Linked DNA regions of Homo sapiens: region 1 is linked to region 2. A link is a loop called in an ENCODE intact Hi-C map of the cell type or tissue named here. Cell type or tissue: gastrocnemius medialis. All regions are shown on one strand. Links, peaks and the distances in the headings refer to the core of each region. The heading gives the core; the rest is flanking DNA. Region 1 has its middle 36 kb from the start of HYAL4. Region 2 has its middle 30 kb from the start of HYAL4.

The links. Hi-C counts contacts between places; a loop is a spot of excess contacts. Peaks named below come from ENCODE experiments on the same cell type or tissue, not always from the same donor. Only the 100,000 strongest peaks of a DNase experiment are listed, where the experiment ranks them.
Region 1: a loop joins it to region 2, with 7 times the contacts of the local background. A loop is called at or near these places in 1 of 110 quality-filtered maps.

What each region holds. Positions count from the first base shown.
Region 1 is chr7:123,879,618-123,882,553 of GRCh38, forward strand. No RefSeq gene overlaps it. Among named protein-coding and RNA genes, the nearest start is that of HYAL4, 36 kb to the left of the region's middle. In gastrocnemius medialis, for the core only: no CTCF peak of the experiment used is centred there; no DNase peak of the experiment used is centred there; H3K27ac peaks cover 386 bases.
Region 2 is chr7:123,813,358-123,816,293 of GRCh38, forward strand. It overlaps a transcript of HYAL4 not described here and the pseudogene HYAL6P. Among named protein-coding and RNA genes, the nearest start is that of HYAL4, 30 kb to the right of the region's middle. In gastrocnemius medialis, for the core only: no CTCF peak of the experiment used is centred there; no DNase peak of the experiment used is centred there.

The sequences.
Region 1 (2,936 bases), core at 215-2,714, 66 kb after region 2:
CTTTGTTCACTGCTAGAACACTACTTGCTACAGTGTCTGACACTTAGTAGGTCTTCAACAAGTATCGTTAAATGAAGGAATTAATGAGTGATTCAGAAACCTGAATCGGTAGAACCTATAAATACGTTGTAATTTTTTTTTAACTCTGCACATCAGTAGTGAGTTATTACAAAGTTCTTCTCAAGCATTACTGTTCTATTTTTATCCTAGAAGATTAGCTTGTGAAATCACATATCCTCATTCCCCTGTGAAGAATTGAGACCTGGAGAGAATAAATCTCTTGACAAACTCAAATGGCGAGTTTGTAAAAGAGCCCAGTCTGTAATCCCAGTTGCTGAGCTTTCTTTCTATCATAACTTTGTCTTCCTCTTCTTGTAAATGAATCCAAATATACTTGTTCTAATTTTGAGCATAAATTTAATGCATTTTAACATTTTTCTTAATTTGGGCTGCTACTACTGGTTATGTTCAATCATTTCTCACATTTTGCAGCTGTAGATTACCTGTGCATTTAATTTGGCTCACTGCTCCTGGATAGGAAATCTACCTCCTACTCCGCTTGATGACCTCAGCTTCTTAGGATCATGGTAATTTTCCTTTACAGAAACAGCAAGATACCAGTCACTCTAATCTTTGGTGCTCTCCCTTATAAAAGGGAGATAATAATAATAATAATTTTTGTTCTTTTATACAGATTTAATGATATAAACTAGGTAACATAGCACAAAAGCTGACATATAAAACATTCTAGGAAATGTTAGCTGTTATTATGATGTACTTTCAATACTGGTTCTCATAAAAGTTGTGATAGGTAATATTATCTCTATTTTGAAGTACAAGAAATTATGTATAACTCAGAATAGTGAAATGACTTACTTAATATCACACAGCAGTTCCCAGGCTTTAAACCTTTACTTTTGAAACTTCAACTAATTTTCTTTCCATCAGATCTCCAGCAGAAACTATAGAAGACTTATTTGTACTTTTTAAAAACCAATTTACAAAGATATATAATTCACAAGTATAGTGATTCTGGTATCAGGCAGTCAGTGCTTTCTTTGACCCCTTGGAAGAAAAACTGTTAAATTAACTGGTCTACTAGCAATGTACCCATCTGACATACTCTAAGTATCTAAATTTTGTTTATTCATAAAGAAACCAGGACTCCTTAGGAAAATGTCTGATTCCAGGCCTATCTAAGACAGGAATTGCTCTAGATGAGTCTGGAATCTCTTCTTATAACATAAAGCAAGGAAGCTATCAAGGATTACTAGAATTGTATCAAAAGCACCCTTGAGTCAACTTAAAAGAGCCTCCCACTGTCAAACATGTGAAATTTGAAAATCACTGAAGAAATACTAACTGCAATGGGTTGAAATACATCAGATATATTTAAATCCATGAAGTCAAAATGATACTAAAACAAACCCAAAAATCTTTCATTGGCCACTTTTGAACAATATTAAGGAATCAACTCATTACTCTGAAAACTGATAATCAATCATTTATTCTGCATTTCCTACATAATCTGTACTTGAGGGTAACCAAATAGTGAAGGAGAGTAATTTCTTTTTATTCAAGCCAATAAACGGGGAAAGTATGATGTAATTAGAATAGAACAATTTTGTAACTTCTAATTAATGGATAGAGGCATTGACCCTCAATAGCTGCTAAAATCACAAAAAAGAGTCAACCAGACAATTATATACCACCTAGTTGAAGTATGAAACATCAACTAAGAATAATCCTTCCAGAAATCAAGCTGAAATTTGATCAGGCCTTTAAAATTTAGCTACTTCCGATGTTTTCAGCATGGTTTGGGAAAAAAAAATCTATCTACTAACTCAAGAAACATAAAGAATAAGGGAAAATGCTAAACAAGAAGTTAGAGATGACATCATCAAAATTTAGATCCTAGGGAATTCTACAGGACAAATAACTTGAATTTATCAACAAATAAGAAAAAAATGGCGAAGGAATCCATATGTATATCAACATGGAGCTTGCTAAATTATAGTACATCTGCATATTGGGGAAGTATTCAATTTTACAAAGAAATGAGGAATAACATCTCTATGCTAATCTCAAAAGATATCTAAAAATTATTTTGTTTAGACTTTATTTTGACTGCCATCTAATCATATTGAGAAAAACTCATGATCTCAGATATTAGAAATATATTTTTGGTCACATTCTAGAAAGACTTCCTGGAGACAGCTAAACTAAAGTTTCTTAAGCATGTACTGGGCCTGAAATTCTAAGGGTCTTAAGAATGTACTGGGTTTGAAATTCTATTACAGATAAAAAGCCATAAATGATTCAAGGAAATGATAATTTCATCAATAAAAGGAAACCAGGAGAAGCCATTTGAAGCCACACACAACAAATATAAAATCATATATGGTGCTGTTATTGTTTTTGAGATTTTGCTTATTCTAAACCTTGAACAGCAGGTCTGTTACAATATTATAATTATAAACTTATATGATAAAGATTTAATAATTGGAAAAATTAATTTTGTGCCAAAATGAATGTTAGTATTATGGTTTTCATTCCTACCAGAGAACTAAGTACATACAGACACTCTTACTTTTGTATTTAATGCTGATCTTAAGAACTTGGAAAAATCTGAATGTTACTGAAAATTCATATATGAACTGGACACTTTGTTCCCTCCTAAGGGCCCAGGAGCTATCAATTTTTTATTTCTAGTATCACTTCAATTGTACAAACTTAAAATGGGAGACTTTGTTCTCTGTTTCTGGAAAATGAAAGTTCTTGGGTTATCACTGGGACTACTTATTGCATTCGGCATTCTCTTCCACTAAGATACCTAGCATAGTGGTTAATTGTATGTGTCAACTTGACTGAGCCATAGACTGTGTTTATTCTGAGCGTGTCTGTGAGGGCGTTTTGGAATGAGGTTAACATTTACA
Region 2 (2,936 bases), core at 181-2,680:
TTTCGTCCCAACAGACTAGTTAAAGGGGCCTAAAGAGACAAGTTTTATTTAGGGTTTAACTGCTGAATATACAATCCAGTTTCTTTATAGGAAAACCACTGGAGTTAAAGAACTAATAGGATTTTAGGCTTGTTTATATGCCTAAGAAGATGATAGCACCAAAATCCATAATCAACACAGGGTAATTAACATTTCTACTTGTTTTTTATTTCAGCCTATGCTAGTTCCAAGGGTAACTGCTCTCTGTTTTAAAAATAAACATTTGAAGCCAGTGCATTTCAAATTGCATGTAAAGTATTACTTACTGTTAGTACAGTTAGTTATTTCTTTTTGTTCTATTTAATATTAGTTAAAATCCCAATATTTGTTAATTTTCAAGTGGGCATGTTCTTGGAGTCACTTTGTAAGTAATCAATAAGGAGATATGACAATCCATTCAGACTTCTTTTCTAGTTCCTCTTAGAGCCAGTGAAGGCTTGTCAGTACAAGAAGGTTTGGGTTAGCGTATTCAGAATCATAGGAAATTAAAACCAGAATGGCTAGCAGCTAGAGTTTGCATAGCTGACAAATGTGTGAAACTTTTTATAGTTTTTATTGAGTATATATTTTTTTCACATTTCACTATAAATTGGCATAGATATTAATAAGCCTCAAAGATATTTTAAAATATTTGGTCTATTCATTGTATACCACAAAACTTAAGAGACATTTGACTCCATTATGTATGATATTTTGCTTATTATTTTCAAGGAGACTGCTGTAATGCTGAAAACCTCAAGCCATGTGTAACCCATGGGTGGCGTGGTTAGGAGTGCTACCACTCTTTATCCTATTAACTCAGGCAGCCCTCAAACCAGCAATGCCTCCGGTGATCAAGAGCCAGCCTTTCAACATTTTCTGGGCAGCCCCAACAATGTATTGTATGCCTTCCTTCAACGTGGATATAAATCTTCAAGTATTTAACATTATATCAAATCCTTTAGAGACTCAGAGTGGGTCAAAAATTGCCATATTTTATCCAAATGAATTAGGGTATTACCCTTACTTATCTCAAGATGGAAAATCCTTTAATGGAGGAATACCGCAGAATGTGAGCCTTTCTGAACACCTTAGGAAAACTGCTGATGACATTGGAGAAGGTGTCCCTTGGTGGAGATCAGAAGAACTTGTTGTTATTGACTGGGAAAGTTGGAAACCCCAATGGGATAGAAATCAGGGCAGCAGAATAATATATAAAAACCACTCTTTAGCCTTCACTAGAAACCATCATCCTTATTGGTCAGAAATGAAAGTGGAAACAGTTGCCCGAGAGGAATTTGAAAATGCTGGAAAAAATTTCATGAACATTACTCTCACATTGGCTTTAGAAATGAGACCAAAATGTTTATGGGGCTTTTATCTCTATCCAGACTGCTACAATTATGATTACAGAATAAATCCAGAGACGTACACAGGTAATTGTCCAAATTGTGGCTGTGGGAAAAAAGCGCAGCACTTTATCCTTCAATACATTTGGATAAAATACTGAAGTCAAGCTTAAATGCTTTGAAATTTGTTCACTATCGAGTTAGAGAAGCCATGAGGGTTGCTGAAATGGCTAGACATGACTATGTTTTGCCAGTTTTTATTTTTTCCAGACCATTTTATTTGCATAGTACTGAAGCTCTGTCACAGGTAAGGAAAAGCACAGTCACTCACATTTAAAAAAAATGGAAATTTGGTAGAATAACTATATAAAGCCTATACATAAATGTTTTAGGATATTTATTTTCCCTTAGCAATACAATGCTGTTCTCTTATTAAACATGTATATTTCTTCAAATGTCAACTCAATTCTGAAAAATGTCACTGACAATTAGATGTACACTTAACACTTTTGGATAATGATTCTTACCAGCTTAGCATTCACAGGAGTTTCCTACAGAACAGAGGTTAAACTTGATTTAAATAATGTAACAGACAGATTAATTTTAACCAGAGAGAAATTTTAGAACTAACTTCTTAATATGAAAAGGTAACAGCAATTTTCCAAATCAAAAACGTGCAACATAGAGCTTAGGGTAAATTATTAACCAACTACATTTCTCATTATATTGCATTTGTATGTTTTAATTAGCTAGGCTAACTAAAAAAATTACATAGGTTCTCTTGATTTTGTCTTTAACAGTCAACAATGCAATCTAGTGGTTATTGTCAAGGCATTAAAACTGGTTTATATAAGGAGACAGATATTGTCTTTAGACTGAACACAAAGCTGGAAGCCTACAGATGTGGAGATGAGCTTGTTTAGAAGATAATAAGTTTGAAGACATGGCAAGTGTCCAAACTTTAACTAGATTGTCACATAGGACATTCTTGTAAGGATTCAATCATTGGATAGGTGGCTAGATAAGAAAATCCTCAAATCTCCATCTATACCTGAGAGCCAACAATACTTTATGCCAGTACCCAACACAGAAGCAGAGCTGTTGTATGGACAATACACAGCTCACTTAGACCACTTAGGTTTGAGATAAGGCCATTTAAAAGCAGTAGCAATTCTTCCTAAATATTTCAGAATAAAATCCAATTATTAATTAGACTTGACATATTCATCTTTGCAGGATTACTCAGTATTATTCAGAATGGGCTATTCATTCAATAAGTTTAGAAGGAAAAGAATCATAGCATTATGACAAAAATTTGGAAGAATCTCATGGGCACTAACCCATCTCCTACCCAAATAAAAACCCTTTCTTATACTTTAACACTTTTTGATGGGGGCACTTCTTATATTAGAAGGGAAACTGCCATTTGGGGGAAATATTAATTCCTAGAAAGTTTTTAAGTATATTTAATCTACTTTGCCTCTTAATAACTTCATACCACTAGTTCTAATTCTACCTTCTGGTGCAACATAGAATACAGCAAATCCTTCTTTCAAAAGCCAGTTGTCC